Regions from separate parts of the Homo sapiens genome. Here region 1 is linked to region 2. A link is a loop called in an ENCODE intact Hi-C map of the cell type or tissue named here. Cell type or tissue: Caco-2. All regions are shown on one strand. Each heading gives the region's core, and the rest is flanking DNA. Links, peaks and the distances in the headings are about the cores only.

What was found. Hi-C counts contacts between places; a loop is a spot of excess contacts. Peaks named below come from ENCODE experiments on the same cell type or tissue, not always from the same donor. Only the 100,000 strongest peaks of a DNase experiment are listed, where the experiment ranks them.
Region 1: a loop joins it to region 2, with 12 times the contacts of the local background. A loop is called at or near these places in 3 of 110 quality-filtered maps.

The regions. Positions count from the first base shown.
Region 1 is chr2:169,785,929-169,796,036 of GRCh38, forward strand. It overlaps LOC124907905 (a long non-coding RNA gene), which reads left to right and starts at 7,723. Exons shown (of 2, transcript XR_007087290.1): 1 at 7,723-7,904; 2 at 9,096-9,465. It also overlaps the pseudogene CYB5AP2. RefSeq lists an enhancer at 3,596-4,275. In Caco-2, for the core only: a CTCF peak has its summit at 4,116; a DNase peak (open chromatin) is centred at 4,153.
Region 2 is chr2:169,447,801-169,457,908 of GRCh38, forward strand. No RefSeq gene overlaps it. Among named protein-coding and RNA genes, the nearest start is that of BBS5, 27 kb to the right of the region's middle. RefSeq lists a silencer at 3,752-3,907. In Caco-2, for the core only: CTCF peaks have their summits at 4,485 (motif pointing right) and 4,684; a DNase peak (open chromatin) is centred at 5,441.

The DNA of each region.
Region 1 (10,108 bases), core at 575-8,574, 340 kb after region 2:
GCAGAGGGGCTCCTCACTTCCCAGTAGGGGCGGCCGGGCAAAAGCGCCCCTCACCTCCCGGACGGGGCGGCTGGCCGGGCAGGGGGGCTGACCCCCCCCACCTCCCTCCCGGACGGGGCGGCTGGCCGGGCGGGGGGCCGACACCCCCACCTCCCTCCCGGACGGGGCGGCTGGCCGGGCGGGGGGCCGACCCCCCCACCTCCCTCCCGGACGGGGCGGCTGGCCGGGCAGAGGGGCTCCTCACTTCCCAGTAGGGGCGGCCGGGCAGAGGCGCCCCTCACCTCCCAGACGGGGCGGCTGGCCGGGCGGAGGGCTGACCCCCCCACCTCCCTCCCGGACGGGGCGGCTGGCCGGGCAGAGGGGCTCCTCACTTCCCAGTAGGGGCGGCCGGGCAGAGGCGCCCCATCACCTCCCGGACCGGGCGGCTGGCCGGGCGGGGGGCATGACCCCCCCACCTCCCTCCCGGATGGCACGGCTGGCCGGGCGGGGGGCTGACCCCCCACCTCCCTCCCGGATGGGGCGGCTGGCCGGGCGGGGGGGCTGACCCCCCCCACCTCCCTCCCGGACGGGGTGGCTGCCGGGCGGAGACGCTCCTCACTTCCCAGATGGGGTGGCTGCTGGGCGGAGAGGCTCCTCACTTCTCAGACGGGGCAGCTGCCGGGCGAAGGGGCTCCTCACTTCTCAGACGGGGTGGTTGCCAGGCAGAGGGTCTCCTCACTTCTCAGACGGGGCGGCCGGGCAGAGACGCTCCTCACCTCCCAGACGGGGTCTCGGCCGGGCAGAGGCGCTCCTCACATCCCAGATGGGGCGGTGGGGCAGAGGCGCTCCCCACATCTCAGACGATGGGCGGCCGGGCAGAGACGCTCCTCACTTCCTAGATGTGATGGCGGCTGGGAAGAGGCGCTCCTCACTTCCTAGATGGGATGGCGGCCGGGCGGAGACGCTGCTCACTTCCCAGACTGGGCGGCTGGGCAGAGGGGCTCCTCACATCCCAGACGATGGGCGGCCAGGCAGAGACACTCCTCACTTCCCAGACGGGGTGGCGGCCGGGCAGAGGCTGCAATCTCGGCACTTTGGGAGGCCAAGGCAGGTGGCTGGGAGGTGGAGGTTGTAGTGAGCCGAGATCACGCCACTGCACTCCAGCCTGGGCACCATTGAGCACTGAGTGAACGAGACTCCGTCTGCAATCCCGGCACCTCGGGAGGCCGAGGTTGGCGGATCACTCGCGGTTAGGGGCTGGAGACCGGCCCGGCCAACACAGCGAAACCCCGTCTCCACCAAAACCAGTCAGGCGTGGCGGCGCGTGCCTGCAATCGCAGGCACTCGGCAGGCTGAGGCAGGAGAATCAGGCAGGGAGGTTGCAGTGAGCCGAGATGGCAGCAGTACAGTCCAGCTTCGGCTCCGCATGAGAGGGAGACCGTGGGGAGAGGGAGAGGGAGGGGGAGGGGGAGGGGGAGGGGGAGGGGGAGGGGAGGGGGAGAGGGAGAGGGAGAGGGAGAGGGAGAGGGAGAGGTCATTATTTTCAAATAATAAAAAATTTTAATTTTTTCCAATATATTCTTATGAATTGCTCCACTTTGTTATTTGGATTATACACTATCCAAGAAGCTTATTCATTTCTTTTTTGAAATTTATTTATTCTTAATGAATCACTGATATTGGTATGATTTGAAAACTTCTCTCTTATAATTTGCTTCTTGAATACAGAATAATCACTGATTTTGTCATTCATGTTTATGACTTTAGCTTCATATTCTATTAATTTTATCTGTTTTTTTCAGTTCTTAAACTAGGAACTGTAATTTCTTCACATCTTATTAAAATGTTTAAAAATGCCTGCTCAAATTACATTTATAGTGGTTTATTCTCAATTCAACTTCTTTTTAGACAGAAACTCAAAATACTTGTGTCACTTCAGCACCATTGAACACTGGGGAAGTGGAATGGAGGGAGATTTGAAATGGAAGAACAACAGTTGTTTGATGATTTTGGTTAAAATATCTTTTACAAATTTAACAAAACCATATGACCTTATGAACACATTATTAGGATCCCTCCCAGGTCCTTGGAAAGGGCCAATATAATGGAGGGGTCCTGAAGCTTAAACTTTGTTGGCTTCACTGCAAACCCTTCTCTGATCTTGAGTACGTAACACACATCCACTCTTCCTCTTTTTGGACTAAGTGTTTTCCTGTGTTTTGTGTGCTAGATCTTCTTTTTCTCCTCCAGATACATTCTCCACCAGCTCCTTCTCTACCAGGAGGCTGATCTACGCAGAGGAGAGCACTAACAACAGAGTGGGGGAGGGGGGCATTCACTCCAGCCTTCATTCCCCTGGCTCCATTCCTGCAGGGTTGGCATGGCTTGGATGCATCCTCAGGGACCTCTCCGTACAGTCGTCTTTCTCACCAGTGACTAGCTCCTCCTTTCGCTCCGCCACCCTCCCCTTGGGATGGTAATGGAGCCCTCAATATTACTAACTTTGGGGTACCACAGTATCCCTCAGAATTTACTTATGCCCTTCCCACACCTTTGTAAAAAGTAGTTTATTACATTTTCCTGCTGCCAGACGATCATGGTAGCACATACCTGTAATCCCAGCTAGTCAGGAGGCTGAGGAGGGAGGATCCATAGAGCCCAAGAGTTTGAGACCCCATCTCAAAAAAAAAAAAAATCTTGCTGAGACTCTGATACAGTTTGTAACATCAACCTTGTGTAGGCAGTAACTTCACTGTACATTTAACTTCCTCTAAAATCATTTTTAATTACTGTCTTTATTTTCAAGGGATCAGCATAGTCTTACCCCTAAGGTGGATATGATCAAAGGAGAATTATCTTCTATCTGCTTAGTACCTGGATTTTTTATGTGGCTATTTTCATTTCTTTAAAAAAATCTCATTCTAGGCAGGGCACAGTAGCTCACACCTGTAATCCCAGCACTTTGGAAGACCAAGGTGGGAGGATTGCTTGAGGCCAGGAGTTCATGACCAGCCTGAGCAATACAGTGAGACTCTGTCTCTACAAAAGAATTTAAAAATTATCTGGGTATGTGTGGTAGCATGAGCCTTGTAGTCCCAGCTACTCTGGAGGCTAACTAAGATGGGAGGATCACCTGAGCCCAGGAGTTCAAGGCTGCAGGAAGCCATGATCATACCACTGCACTCCAACCTGGGCAACAGAGCTAGACCTTGTTTCAAAAAAAAAAAAAAAGCTATTTTTTAAAATTTGGATAACCATTCTAGAATTAGAATTAGACGTGGTAACAATCTTTTCAACAAATTTTGCTGGAGCAATTATTGTTCATCCATATAGAAAAAGAAGGAACTTTGCCATCTGCCTTATATTATGCCCCAAAATTAATTTAACATGAATCATACAACTAAATGTGAAAATAAAACAATACAGATTCTAAAAGAAATTAGGGGAGAATATCTCTGAACATTTGGAGTAGGCAATGATTTTTTAAATGCAACATAAAAAGCACTAATTATCCAAAGATACCAATAGGAGAGTGAAAAAGAAAGCCGTAGACTGGGGGGAAGAAATCCACAATTCCTACATCTGATGTAACCTTCATATCCAGATTCATATAAAGAATCCTAATTGATAAAATTGGAAGAATTGATAAAATTGGTAATCCTAATTGATAAAATTGGAAGCATCCTAATTTATAAAAATCCTAATTGATAAAATTGGTAAAAATTAATTAAAAACACACACTTTTTTTTTTTAAGAGACACATCTGGCTAATTTTTAAATTATTTTTTGTAGATTCAAGGTCTGGGTCTCACTATGTTGCCCGGGCTGGTCTCAAACTCCTGGCCTCCCAAAGTGCTGGGATTACAGTCGTGAGCCACCGCTTCTGGCCAACTCTCACAATCTTTAAATGGGCAAGGCCCTGAACAAAGGAGGACATCAAATGGCAAATGTGCATCTGAAAAGGTGCTTAACATTGTAAATCAAGGAAATGCAAATTAAAGGCGCAATGAGATACCACCACACCACCATGTGGCCAAAATTTAAGAGAATGACAGACCGGCTGCCCCGCCTCTGGCAGGGGTCCCTGGTGCGGGCGGGGAATGTCCCCGACGGAGCTTGATGAGAGGCGCACGCTGCTGGCAGGGCACCGCTGTGTGAGCTGGGACTGGCTCGCAGCCCTCCGAGATGGCCCAGCAGTCGGACAAGGCCGTGAAGTGCTGCGCCCTGGAGGAGATTCAAAGCACAATCATAGCAAAAGCACCTGGGTGTACGATTTGACCAAATTCCTGGCAGAGCATCCTGGTGGGAAAGAAGTCTTAAGGGAATAAGCTGGAGAGATGCTACTGAAAACTTTGAGGATGTCGGGCACTCTACAGATGCCAGAGAATTCTCCAAATCATAAATCATTGGGGTTTCATCTGGATGACAGATAAAGTTAACTAAGCCTTCAGAATTTTTTTTTTTTTTTTGAGACGGAGTCTCACTCTGTTGCCCAGGCGGGAGTGCAATGGCACGATCTCAGCTCACCGCGACCTCCGCCTCCCAGGTTCAAGCGATTCCCCTGCCTCAGCCTCTCGAGTAGCTGGGATTACAGGTGCGCACCACCATGCCTGGCTAATTTTTGTATTTTTTAGTAGAGACTGGGTTTCACCATGTTGGTCAGGCTGGTCTCGAACTCCTGACCTCGTGATCCGCCCACCTTGGCCTCCCAAAGTGCTAGGATTACAAGCGTGAGCTACTGCGCCCAGCCTTTTTTTTTTTTTTTTTTTCCTTCAAGAGATGGTTTAGCTCTATGTTGTCCAGGCTGGTTTCCAACTCCTGAGCTCAAGGGATCCCCCTGAGTGGTTGGGACTACTGGCATGCACCACTGGAAACCCTTATTACTACTGTTGACTTTAATTCCAGTTAGTGGACTAGTTGAGTGATCCCAGCCATCTCAGCACTGGCCAAAGCCTTCCTGTGTTACCTCTACATGTAGGCAGGAGACTAAATAGCTTTTCAGAAGCCAATGAAAGAAAAGACTGCTTCGGATTAGGGAGAAAGAAGCCAGTGTTAATTAACTATTTCAACTGTCAGCAGCCTTCATCTGAAAGAATAATTTTTAATGTGTCTCTCTTTCCTCCTACACTAGAAACAGGAGTAATTGTTCGATTCTTTCTAAAACTTTTCTTTCTTTTCTTTTCTTTTTTTTTTTTTTTAGACGGAGTCTCGCTCTCGCCCAGGCTGGAGTGCAGTGGCGCGATCTCGGGTCACTGCAAGCTCCGCCTCCCAGGTTCACGCCATTCTCCTGCCTCAGCCTCCCGAGTAGCTGGGACTACAGGCGCCCACTACCATGCCTGGCTAGTTTTTTTGTATTTTTAGTAGAGACTGGGTTTCACCGTGTTAGCCAGGATGATCTGAATCTCCTGACCTCGTGATCCGCCCGCCTCGGCCTCCCAAAGTGCTGGGATTACAGGCGTGAGCCACCGCGCCCGGCCTTTCTAAAACTTTTCAAGTGTGCATTTTTATTCACCAACTTTATTTTGTGTCTTCACTACGTAGTTTACTTATTGTAAGCATGTACTTATTGTAAGCATGTACTTATTTTGTCTCTTCGCTACGTAGTTTACTTATTGTAAGCATGAGCTTTTAATATTAATATTATATGTGGCTTAGAGTGGAATAATGGACACTGGAGATTACAAAAGGTGGGAGGGTGAGAGCAGGGGTGAGGACTGAAAAATTACCTATTGGGTACAATGTTCACTATTTAGGTGATGGATGCACTAAAAGCCCAGGCTTCACCGCTACGTAATATGTACATGTTGCACTGGTACTCCCTAAATATATAAAAATAAAAATTAAAATAAAAAAATAATATCTGGCTTTAAAACATGACAGTGCATTGTCCAGAATGTTTAGCAACTACATTGCTGGTGTGAGTGAAAAATGATATGACCACTTTGGAAAGCTGTTTAGCAATATATATTAGAGCTAAACACACGCCTGCCCTGTGACCCATAATTTCATTCTTAGGCATACACCTAACAGAAATGAGTGCAGAAGACATGGAGAAGAACGTTCAGAATAGCTTTATTCATAACAGCAAAAAACTAGAAACAACAAAATGGTCAGAAACAGAAGAATGGGCCAGACGTCGTGGCTCACTCCTGTAATCCCAGCACTTTGGGAGGCCAAGGTGGATGGATCCCTTGAGGTCAGAAGTTTGAAACAAGCCTGGCCAACATGGCAAAACCCTGTCTCTACTTAAAACAGTACAAAAATTAGCCATGCATGGTGGCAGGCACCTATAATCCCAGCTACTTGGGATATTGAGGCACGAGAATCACTTGAACCCAGGGGGGTAGAGGTTGCGGTGAGCCGAGATTGCGCCACTGCACTCTAGCCTGTGCAACAGAGTGAGCCTCTGTCTCAAAAAAAGGAAAAGAAATGGAAGAATGGATAAATCAGTTGTGGTATGTGCGTATACCACATGTTGTGGACTGTTTGTAGTTCCCCAAAATTCATACATTGACATCCTAACCTCCAGTGGGATGGTATTAGGAAGTGGGGCCTTTGGGAGGTAATAAGATCATGATGGTAGAATTCTACCTCATGAATGGGATTTAGTGCCTTGTAAGAAGAGACTGGAGAGTTTACTTCCTTTCTGCTTTTCACCATGTAAGGATACATGAAGAAGATGGCCATCTGCAAACCAGGAAGCAGGTCATCATGAGACACCAGATCTAACAGCATCTTGATCTTGGACTTCTCAGCCTTCAAAACTGCGAGCAATAAATTTCTGTTGTTTAAGACACCCAGTCTATGATATTTTGTTATAGCTGTCCAAACTGAGACCCAGATATATACATACTACATGACCTAGAACAGGCAAAGCTAATCAATGGTAGTTACTTTTAAGGAGGGTATTGACTGAGAGAGGAGCCCAAAGGAACTTTCTGGAGTGCTGAAATGTTCTATATCTCAATCTGGATGGTAATTACAAGGTGGTGTTCACTTGTGAAACTTCATTGAGCACTTAAAATTCATGCACCTTATAGTTTGTGTGATATAATTCAATTAAAAAAATGTTTAGCCCCCAAAGGCCCTTCTTTTCTCTTTATCTGTCACAGTTATTTTATTTTACATGAAGTCTTGGTAAAGAATCTGTGCTGTTTTATCAACTTCCATGTACTGTCTTCTATAGAAGATCTACTTATCATTTTATGCATGCTGATCTCGTCCACTTGCCAAATATAGCAAATTGACCCAAGTAAATTTGGCTGTTCACAATTATTAGATAATTTAGAGGATAGTGGAGGTCACCAATTGTTAGACATAGGGGTGGGCTCTAGGTCTCCCCTTAATAACCTCACTTTCATATGACTTATTACAATGAAGGAAGTTTTTGTAGACAAGATTCACCTTCAAACATCTATTAGCAAGAAAACACAAAAGTAGTCCTACAATCTATTCCCAAAATTCAGGGAGACCCTAGATTTCTGGCTTTTAGGCAATCTGATATTCATCTTGCGCGCGCGCGTGCGCGCGCACACACACACACACACACACACACAGAAATAGAAAAACTTAGCAAGCCTAGCAGCCTTCAGAGTGGTACTCTTGGCCTGGAGTTTTGATTTAGTTGAGTTTTCTGCCCCTTAGTGATGAATTCTCTCAATTGCCCTAACCAAAAGTCTAAAATATTATAATCATCTGCCTTGAATAATTTTTCATGGATTTTTTTCCCCCTCGCATTTAAAGTCCAGGTTAGAATGATAAGTCCATTCTACGAAGCCATCAGAGTTGGTATGGAACTACAGGATGTTGGGACTTGGCTTCCTTCTATCTTGCTGCTTTGCCACACCTATGGTGTTTCCTTCATTTGCTTGGTCCAGTTTTGCTCATCATCCACATCTAGCTAGTTGAAGAAAAGAGAAAGTGAGGTAAGAGAATAAATTCATTGCATTTAAGAATTACCTGGAAGTTGCACACATCACTTCCACTCATGTCTCATAGGCCAGACATTGTCTTACTAAGCTTCAAGGAAGGCTGGAAAAATGTAGTTTTTATTTCTGATTGGCCATACATTTTGTTGAAAGCCACAGGTGATTTTATTATTATATAGGAAGGAGAGAGCCAAGAGATAAGTGACAGTATCTGCCACAATGACAAAATTGGTTTAGGTCAGCTTGCAAATCTTCTGTCTTAGTCTGTTTTGTGTTGCTATAAATGAATACCCGAGGCTGGATAATTTTTTTTAAAAGAGGTTTATTTGGCTCACAATTTCGCAGGCTGTACAAGAAGCATGACACCCACCAGCATCTTCTTGGCTCCCAGTAAGGGCTTTTCTGCTGAGTCAAACATGGTGGAAAAGGTCAAAGAGAAGCAGGCATGTGTGAAGAAAGACCAAATCTGAGGGGCACCCTGGTATAACAACCCATTGTTTCATAACAACCCATTCTCATGGGAACTAACCCATTCCTCTGAGAGCCAATCAGAAGGGAAAGTTACTGGCTACTACAAGAACAGCACCAAGCCACTCATAAGGGATCCATCCTCATGACCCATACACAATCCATAGCATCTTCTCAGCAATATGTACTCAGTTGGTCCCTCCTTCCTTGAAACATTCCACTCTTTAGCTTCTATGGTGCCATATTTTCATAGCACCTCTCAGGGTCTGCTTATTCTAGCTGCTGTACAGGCTTCTCTTCTTTTATTCATTATCCAAAAAATTCGAATGCTAGAGGGGTCAGTCTGGGATCCTCCCATCTTTGTTGTCTATACTCTTTTTAGGAGAGCTCATATAATGACATGACTTAAAATGTCTGCTATATACTAATAGTTCCAAAATTTATATCTTTAACCCTGACTTCTTCAAACTCATACCAACTGCCTACTTGACATCTTTACCTTGATGTCTAATAAGCATTTCAACCTGAAACTGAGGGCTAACCTGATTTGGCCCACCAAACTTAACTTGTCTCATTTGTTTTTAGTTAATTTTAAAAGCTACATATTTAATAGCTAAAAGTCATGTAGCTAAGCAATATATACATAAAATTCCATTAGCTTCCTTACAGATTACATATCTGAGATATAGGTCACCATGGTAATGGTTGCTTGTTTTTCAGGAACTTAGAGTTAGCTCTTGTCCAGCTTAAGCCAGCTGAGACCAACAACTCTTCAACTGGGCCTGCATGAGTGTCCAATGGGTGACCTTTTGGCATCACAGGACCAAGAGCTCCACCCTCAGATCATGCTAAAGCTGCAATTTTGTGGACATGTGTCCTATGAAGAGCTATGAAGCTTGACTATGCTTGTGCACAGCACCAGTTGCCTCACTGTTTCTTACCCCAATTACCTTTCCCCATGCCTCAGACCACCTTGCTCCTTTATCCCGTAAATACCCTAAAACCCCATCTTTGGGAGCTGGATTTGAGATCTGTTCTCCTGTCTCCTCACTTGGCTGCTTCATGAATAAACCCTTTCTCTGCAGCAAAATTTGATGTCTCAGTGATTGGGCATATTGTGCAACAGGCAGAACAAGCCCAATTCAGTAACAAAACCAAATCTTCAAAATAGAGCAATGCTATTACCCTAGACTAAATGTTCTTAATATGAGGCTGGGAGCAGTAACCAGCCTCATAATTAAGAAGCTGTTTCGAAATGTAGGTGGGATTTTTCATTGTCACAGTGACTGGGGGTTGCTACTTATATTTCTTCTGAAATCTCTTTTTAAACTCAGCATTATGTTTGTGAAATTTATCAATGTCAATTCATGTAGATCTAGTTTATTTTTCTCACTGTATAGAATTTCATTATTTAATTATATCACAATTTAATTTAGTTACCCATTCTTTTGTGGTGAACATTTAGTTGATTTCCAGTTCCCTAAATTTACAAACCATATTGCTATGAATATTCTTTTTTTTTTTTTTTTTTTTTTAGCGACGGAGTCTTGCTCTGTCATCCAGGCTGGAGTGCAGTGGCATGATCTTGGCTCACTGCAATCTCCGCCTCCCAGGTTCAAGCAAGTCTCCTGCCTCAGCCTCCCAAGTAGCTGGGATTACAGGCACGTGCCACCATGCCTGGCTAATTTTCGTATTTTTAGTAGAGACGGGGTTTCACCATGTTGGCCAGGCTG
Region 2 (10,108 bases), core at 631-8,630:
TGTGTTAAGACTCATAGAATTGCACACTAAAAATGTCCCTTTTACTATATGTTAATTTTTTAACTATGTAAATATTTTAAAGATAGGACAGTTTTTGTTGAATACAGCTCAGCCGTGCCAAAAGTATGACTTAACCATCAAAAGAAACAGCTTGAGATGCATTAATGGAAGTATTCAATCCAGAACAAACAAAGCTACAGACCCACTGGACTCTAAAGTAGCCAGACTGCATCTATAATATTGTGTTTTATTTGGGACATTGATAAAAATCAACAGCATCTAAAGGAAGGTGACCAAGATGATTAGAGGATGATAGAAAGGATTAGGACTATTTAGCCTGGAGAAGAGAAGGAATGACATGGTAACTCTCCTACTATATTAGAAAAATGTCCAAGTAGTTTACTGAGGCCTATTCTGTGTTACTCTTGAGGGAAAAAACTGTGTCCCCCAGGGAGTAGTTACAAGAAGGCAGATCTCAAACCACTATACAGGAAAGCTTTCTATCAAGTTGAGAATAAATAAAACGACCTGCCTAGATAAGCAGTGAGCCTCTCGTCATTGGCTGGAAATCACTGAAAATGTTCAAGCAGACGTTAAATAACCATCTATCAAGGTTATTGTCAAAGGGATTACTTCACTGAGTAGGAGAATGATCTATTTAACCTCTAAGGTCTCCTGCAACTCCATCTCCTGTATTCTGTTATAAATGATGCTCTAAATCACCCTTACCCTATGTGTATCTCCAACTCCCTACACCTCATTACAGTGTATACAGGGCTCACAAAATCCCCATGGACTCCTGCTAACACTGACTGTCTTAAGACAGCCTTCATGGCTGCTTTAATGATTTCCAGCCAGCAATGGGGGAGAAGATATGCTGAAGAACATGGGAAAAAAACTAAAATTTCTGTAGAGAATGGATAGATAACTTTTAACCAGGATATATAGAAAATTTTTGACTCTGCTCTGTTTGATAAGTTATTGTATCAGATCCAAAATGAACTACTACGAGCCTTAAGACCTATTTCGACTTCCCTGTTCTGGCCCCTGCTCTAGTCTAGACGAGGAAACTGGGAAGCCCCATGTCCTGAAAGTTACCATATGCAAAATAATTCCCATATTCTTTCCTACTCTTTTCAGTTCTTTAAATATCACTCTTTATATTTTCCTCTCTAGTTTTCTCAGTGAATTATCTAGGCCCGGATCTTTCAAAAGTCTAACTACAAATTAGGATGAGAGGGACTAGTTAAGGTTACAGTGGACTGGATCAGGGCAGGCAAGAGGGTTAGCTTCAAGCTAACAAAAATTGGAACAAGGGGATGGCTGTGGAGATTAGTTTTCTCTGGCAGGACATGAGTCAGGGAAACTGATAAGGATTTGGATATCTGAATTTGGAAGGGCAATATTTAAAGCAGTTGATCAGGCACAGGATAGACATGATTTCAATCAGAGGTTCTGTGTCACCCCAATGCTTCTAAGAGAGATGAGTTGAACTGCCCACGTCCATGACCATCATGATGCCTTTCCGCATCAGAGCCCATGGGCCTACCTGGTTGACCCCATCCTCTTGTTGAAATTCGATTACAAATTATTTATATCATCAGATGCAACTTTACTCTTTTCAGGGTGTTAATGAAGTTATTATAGTTCCCTTTATCAAGTCCATTATTGAATTTAAGTCTGTTTGGCAGACAAAAGTAGTCTATGATATTAGAAGTCAGATTACTTATTGCAGCAGGTAATCACTGCAAGCTAGCATAGGAGGTTTCTGGAGTGTTGGTCATGTATCTTGATCTAGCTGCATTCAATTTGAAAATTCTGGTTTTTATGGTTTTTACACTTTTCTGTATTTACGTTATGCTTCAATAAAAATGTTCCAAAGATAAGAAAAAGCCGGGCTGGGCACGGTGGCTCACACCTGTAATCCCATCACTTTGTGAGGCCGAGGCGGGTGGATCACCTGAGGTCAGGAGTTCAAGACCAGCCTGGCCAACATAGTGAAACCCCGTCTCTACTAAAAAAAAGAAAATACAAATATTCAGCTGGGCATGGTGGCAGGTGCCTGTAATCCCAGCTACAATGGAGGCTGAGGCTGGAGAATTTCTTGAACCCGGGAGGCGGAGGTTGCAGTGAGCCGAGGTCATGCTACTGCACTCCAGCCTGGGCAACAAGAGCGAAACTCTGTCTCAAAAAAAAAAAGAAAAAAAAGAAAAAAGTAAAAGCCTTGGGCAGAGGCCTCCTGACACCATCTAGGTAGTGGGCAGCCAGCAATGCAATATGTAGACCTCAGCCTTCTTTCTTTCTTTTCCTGTGTGTGTGCACATCTCACACCAGCTCATTCAAATCTACACACACCCAGATACAAACAAGATCTGTTCAGAGGCTGGAGAAGCCAGAAAGGATGCTCCAAAGGGATATATCTGCCTTCTCTTCCCAACTCTGACCCAGGTGAGAATCCAGGGGTTGGCAGATGCCATGCTATAGAACAGGATTTAATATTCTGTTCCTCAGTGTTAGAAAGGCCGTCCTCATTCTCTCAGGAGAAATCCAGGTCCTCTGAGGTAGAGAAATAAGGCAACTTTAAACATCAGTTAACTAATAATACATATGTGTATATCTAGCAAAAAGGAAAGAATACATTAAAATGTCAACAGTTACTTCTGCTGAGTGATAGGATTAATTGAATTTTTTCTTTAGACTTTTCTCATTTCACTTTTATGTTTTGTATGTGATCATGTATTGTTTTAAAAAACATATAAGTGCTATAGTTAAAATTCTTTTTTTGTTTGTTTGGTTCTTTTTTTTGAGACAGAGTCTTGATCTATCGCCTAGGCTGGAGTGCAGTGGCGCGATCTCAGCTCACTTCAACCTCCACCTCCGGGTTCAAACAATTCTCCTGCCTCAGCCTCCTGAGTAGCTGGGATTACAGGCATGTGCCACCATGCCTGCCAATTTTCGTATTTTTGGTAGAGACGGGGTTTCAGTATGTTGGCCAGGCTGGTCTCGAACTCCTGACCTTGTGATCTGCCCGCCTCAGCCTCCCAAAGTGTTGGGATTATGGGCATGAGCCACTGTGCCCGGCTATAGTTAAAATTCTTATGTTCGTATAGGCCATTATTATTTTCAAACATAAGCATAAATTTTCCCAGTGGATTCTTTGTATACTTTGAATACAAGTTCTTTATCATATGTGTTTTGCAAATATTTTTTCTTAGTCTGTGTCTTGTCTTTCCATACTCTAAACAGTATCTTTTGCAGAGCAGAAGTTTTAAATTTTAATAAAATCCCACAAACCACTTTTTTCTTTCATGGATTGTACTTTTGGTGTTGCATCGAAAAACTCATCCCTACCAATTGATTCTCTGATATTATTCTCTGATATAATTGTGTTTATATCAGAGAAATAATTCTCTGATATTACTTATCTCCATTTTGCAGATGAAAAAACCAAGACTCAAAGATTAACTAACTTGACTTAGCTCAGACCTGCAGCAAGTAATAGATTTGGGACTGATTTATATTCCATTGCTTTTTCCACTATATGATGTTGCAATGCTATCTGATCCTATTATTCTTGCTTTTGTTTTCTTTGCTTTTCTTTCGTTTTTTCTTTTCTCTTTTAAAGTTGTTTTTGGCTGAGTGTGGTGGCTCAAGCCTATCATCTCAGCACTTTGGGAGGCCGAGGCAGGTGGATCACCTGAGGTCAGGTGTTCAAGACCAGCCTGGCCAACATGGCGAAATCCCATCTCTACTAAAAATACAAAAAAATTAGCCAAAATACAAAAAATTAGCCCAGCATGGTGACGGTGCCTGTAGTCCCAGCTACTCGGGAGGCTGAGACTGGAGAATCGCTTGAACCTGGGAGTCAGAGGTTGCAGTGAGCCGAGATTGCGCCACTGCACTCTAGCCTGGGTGACAGAGCGAGACTTAAGTGCTGGGATTACAGGCGTGAGCCACCATGCCCAGCCACAAAGTTGTTTTTAACATAGGATGAGCATGGTTTGCTAGAAGAAATGGCAGCTTCCAGAGAAAAAGACATTGATGAAGCTAATCCAAAGTCTATCATAACGGCATTGTTAGAAACATGCTCTAAGGTAGCAATGCTAAGGATTGTGAGAGTCCGGGGAACCAGAGGAGCATGTTATAAAAACAAGAGCTCGTTTCCCTAGACATACACATACACACAACATTTTCCATACAATTTTAGGGGTTCTGAATGTGATGGCTGCTCTTCGACACAAAATATATGCAGAATTAATTCCCCAGGTTATCTAGGGAAAATATAAAATAATGTAAGAAAATAATACCTATAAAAGCAACATCATAATTCCTGTAAATAATGAGCATTCCCTAAATTCTCTGAATTTAATGCAAAGTCTGATTAATTTGGTTCATAGTAATTTTTGTCTTCAAGTAGAGAATCCATACCCACTCTGCTTAATAGCCTCTATTCTATAAATTGGCCACAGGATGTCACTGTTGTTCTAAGGAAAAACTTGAACAGCCTACCACTCCCACAACTTCCACCTCCCACCCCTACCCCCACCCACAGTTCCCAACCTCCTTAATATAAAAGGACTAAGTAATGCCTGGGTGATGAGGAAGGGAGTGAATGAGAACATTACCTTTGCATCCCAAGAGCTTTGTTTTAGGGAAAAAAAAAAAAAAAAAAAAAGGCCAGGCACAGTAGCTCATGCCTATAATCCCAGCTCTTTGAGAGGACCAGGCGGGAGGATCACTTGAACCCAGGAGTTGGAGACCACCCTAGCAACATATTCAGATCCTCTCTACAAAAAAATTAAAAATTAGCCAGGTGTGGTGTCATGCACCTGTAGTCCCAGCTACTCAGGAGGCTGAGATGGGAGGATTGCTTAAACCCACAAAAATCAAGGCTTCAGTGAGTCATGATGGCCTCCACTGCACTCCAGCCTCGATGACAGGGCAAGACCTTGTCTCAAAATAATAATAATAAATGTAAAATGGGGGTGGAGCCAAGATGGCCGAACAGGAACAGCTCCAGTCTACAGCTCCAAGCATGAGCGATGCAGAAGATGGGTGATTTCTGCATTTCCAACTGAGGTACCGGGTTCATCTCACTGGGGAGTACCGGACAGTGGGTGCAGGATAGTGGGTGCAGCGCACCAAGCATGAGCCGAAGCAGGGCGAGGCATCACCTCACCTGGTAAGCACAAGGGGTCAGGGAATTCCCTTTCCTAGTCAAAGAAAGGGGTGACAGATGGCACCTGCAAAATCGGGTCAGTCCCACCCTAATACTGCGCTTTTCCAACAGGCTTAACAAACAGCACACCAGGAGATTATATCCTGCACATGGCTCAGAGGGTCCTAAGCCCACGGAGCCTCGCTCATTGCTAGCACAACAGTCTGAGATCAAACTGCAAGGCAGCAGCGAGGCTGGGGGAGGGGCGCCTGCCATAGCTGAGGCTTGAGTAGGTAAACAAAGCAGCTGGGAAGCTCGAACTGGGTGGAGCCCACCACAGCTCAAGGAGGCCTGTCTGCCGATGTAGGCTCCACCTCTGGGGGCAGGGCACAGACAAACCAAAGGCAGCAGTAACCTCTGCAGACTTAAATGTCCCTGTCTGACAGCTTTGAAGAGAGTAGTGGTTCTCCCAGCACGCAGCTTGAGATCTGAGAATGGGCAGACAGCCTCCTCAAGTGGGTCCCTGACCCCAAGTAGCCTAACTGGGAGGCACCGCCCAGTAGGGGCGGACTGACATCTCACATGGCCAAATACTCCTCTGAGACAAAACTTCCAGAGGAACGATCAGGCAGCAGCATTTGTGGTTCACCAATATCCGCTGTTCTGCAGCCACTGCTGCTGATACCCAGGTAAACAGGGTCTGGAGTGGACCTCCAGAAAACTCCAACAGACCTGCAGCTCAGGGTCCTGACTGTTAGAAGGAAAACTAACAAACAGAAAGGACATTCACACCAAAACCCATTTGTACGTCTCCATCATCAAAGGCCAAAGGTAGATAAAACCACAAAGATGCGGACAAAACAGAACAGAAAAACCAGAAACTCTAAAAATCAGAGTGCCTCTCCTCCTCCAAAGGAACGCAGCTCCTTACCAGCAATGAAACAAAGCTGGATGGAGAATGACTTTGACAAGTTGAGAGAGGAAGGCTTCAGAAGATCAAACTACTCCGAGCTAAAGGAGGAAATTCAAACCAATGGCAAAGAAGTTAAAAACCTTGAAAAAAAATTAGACAAATGGCTAACTAGAATCACCAATGCAGAGAAGTCATTAAAGGAACTGATGGAGCTGAAAACCACGGCACGAGAACTACGTAACAAATGCACAAGCCTCAGTAGCCAATGTGATCAACTGGAAGAAAGGGTATCAGCAATGGAAGATGAAATGAATGAAATGAAGCAAGAAGAGAAGTTTAGAGAAAAAAGAATAAAAAGAAAAAAACAAAGCCTCCAAGAAATATGGGACTATGTGAAAAGACCAAATCTACGTCTGATTGGTGTACCTGAAAGTGACAGGGAGAATGGAACCAAGTTGGAAAACACTCTGCAGGATATTATCCAGGAGAACTTCCCCAATCTAGCAAGGCAGGCCAACATTCACATTCAGGAAATACAGAGAACACCACAAAGATACTCCTCGAGAAGAGCAACTCCAAGACACATAATTGTCAGATTCAACAAAGTTGAAATGAAGGAAAAAATGTTAAGGGCAGCCAGAGAGAAAGGTCAGGTTACCCACAAATGGAAGCCCATCAGACTAACAGCTGATCTCTCAGTAGAAACTCTACAAGCCAGAAGAGAGTGGGGGCCAATATTCAACATTCTTAAAGAAAAGAATTTACAACCCAGAATTTCATATCCAGCCAAACTCAGCTTCATAAGTGAAGGACAAATAAAATACTTTACAGACAAGCAAATGCTGAGAGATTTTGTCACCACCAGGTCTGCCCTAAAAGAGCTCCTGAAGGAAGCACAAACATGGAAAGGAACAACCGGTACCAGGCACTGCAAAAACATGCCAAATTGTAAAGACCATCGAGGCTAGGAAGAAACTGCATCAACTAACGAGCAAAATAACCAGCTAACATCATAATGACAGGATCAAATTCACACATAACAATATTAGCCTTAAATGTAAATGGGCTAAATGCTCCAATTAAAAGACACAGACTGGCAAATTGGATAAAGAGTCAAGACCCATCAGTGTGCTGTATTCAGGAAACCCATCTCACGTGCAGAGACACACATAGGCTCAAAATAAAGGGATGGAGGAAGATCTACCAAGCAAATGGAAAACAAAAAAAGGCAGGGGTTGCAATCCTAGTCTCGGATAAAACAGATTTTAAACCAACAAAGATCAAAAGAGACAAAGAAGGCCATTACATAATGGTAAAGGGATCAATTCAACAAGAAGAGCTAACTATCCTAAATATATATGCACCCAATACAGGAGCACCCAGATTCATAAAGCACATTAGTGACCTACAAAGACACTTAGACTCCCACACAATAATAATAGGAGACTTTAACACCCCATTGTCAACATTAGACAGATCAATGAGACAGAAAGTTAACAAGGATATCCAGGAATTGAACTGAGCTCTGCACCAAGCAGACCTAATAGACATCTACAGAACTCTCCACCCCAAATCAACAGAATATACATTCTTTTCAGCACCACACCACACCTATTCCAAAATTGACCACATAGTTGGAAGTAAAACTCTCCTCAGCAAATGTAAAAGAACAGAAATTATAACAAACTCTCTCTCAGACCACAGGGCAATCAAACTAGAACTCAGGATTCAGAAACTCACTCAAAACCGCTCAACTACATGGAAACTGAACAACCTGCTCCTGAATGACTACTGGGTACATAACGAAATGAAGGCAGAAATAAAGATGTTCTTTGAAACCAACGAGAACAAAGACACAACATACCAGAATCTCTGGGACACATTCAAAGCAGTGTGTAGAGGGAAATTTATAGCACTAAATGCCCACAAGAGAAAGCAGGAAAGATCTAAAATTGACATCCTAACATCACAATTAAAAGAACCAGAGAAGCAAGAGCAAACACATTCAAAAGCTAGCAGAAGGCAAGAAATAACTAAGATCAGAGCAGAACTGAAGGAAATAGAGACACAAAAAACTCTTCAAAAAATCAATGAATCCAGGAGCTGGTTTTTTGAAAAGATCAACAAAATTGATAGACCACTAGCAAGACTAATTAAGAAGAAAAGAGAGAAGAATCAAATAGATGCAATAAAAAATGACAAAGGGGATATCACCACCCATCCCACAGAAATACAAACTACCATCAGAGAATACTATAAACACCTCTATGCAAATAAACTAGAAAATCTAGAAGAAATGGATAAATTCCTTGACACATACGCCCTCCCAAGACTAAACCAGGAAGAAGTTGAATCTCTGAATAGACCAATAACAGGCTTAGAAATTAAGGCAATAATTAATAGCTTACTAACCAAAAAAAGTCCAGGACCAGGTGGATTCACAGCCAAGTTCTACCAGAGGTACAAGGAGGAGCTGGTACCATTCCTTCTGAAACTATTCCAATCAATAGAAAATGAGGGATTCCTCCCTAATTCATTTTATGAGGCCAGCATCATCCTGATACCAAAGCCTGGCAGAGACACAACAAAAAAAGAGAATTTTAGACCAATATCCTTGATGAACATTGATGCAAAAATCCTCAATAAAATACTGGCAAACTGAATCCAGCAGCACATCAAAAAGCTTATCCACTATGATCAAGTTGGTTTCATCCCTGGGATGCAAGGTTGGTTCAATGTACGAAAATCAATAAACGTAATCCAGCTTATAAACAGAACCAAAGACAAAAACCACATGATTATCTCAATAGATGCAGAAAAGGCCTTTGACAAAATTCAACAATCCTTCATGCTAAAAACTCTCAATAAATTAGGTATTGATGGGACGTATCTCAAAATAATAAGAGCTATCTATGACAAACCCACAGAAAATATCATACTGAATGGACAAAAACTGGAAGCATTCCCTTTGAAAACTGGCACAAGACAGGGATGCCCTCTCTTACCACTCCTATTCAACATAGTGTTGGAAGCTCTGGCTAGTGCACTCAGGCAGGAGAAGGAAACAAAGGGCATTCAATTAGGAAAAGAAGAAGTCAAATTGTCCCTGTTTGCAGATGACATGATTGTATATCTAGAAAATCCCATCGTCTCAGCCCAAAATCTCCTTAAGCTGATAAGCAACTTCAGCAGTCTCAGGATACAAAATCAATGTGCAAAAATCACAAGCATTCCTATACACCAATAACAGACAAACAGAGAGCCAAATCATGAGTGAACGCCCATTCACAATTGCTTCAAAGAGAATAAAATACCTAGGAATGCAACTTACAAGGGATGTGAAGGACCTCTTCAAGGAGAACTACAAACCACTGCTCAATGAAATAAAAGAGGATACAAACAAATGGAAGAACATTCCATGCTCATGGATAGGAAGAATCAATATCATGAAAATGGCCATACTGCCCAAGGTAATTTATAGATTCAATGCCATCCCCATCAAGCTACCTATGACTATCCTCACGGAATTGGGAAAAACTACTTTAAAGTTCATATGCAATCAAAAAAGAGCCCACATTGCCAAGTCAATCCTAAGCCAAAAGAACAAAGCTGGAGGCATCACACTACCTGACTTCAAACTATACTACAAGGCTACAGTAACAAAAACAGCATGGTACTGGTACCAAAACAAAGATATGGACCAATGGTACAGAACAGAGCCCTCAGAAATAATGCCGCATATCTACAACCATCTGATCTTTGACAAACCTGATAAAAACAAGCAATGGGGAAAGGATTCCCTATTTAATAAATGGTGCTGGGAAAACTGGCTAGCCATATGTAGAAAGCTGAAACTGGATCCCTTCTTTACACCTTATACAAAAATTAATTCAAGATGGATTAAAGACTTAAACGTTAGACCTAAAACCATAAAAACCCTAGAAGAAAACCTAGGCATTACCATTCAGGACACAGACATGGGCAAGGACTTCATGTCTAAAACACCAAAAGCAATGGCAACAAAAGCCAAAATTGAC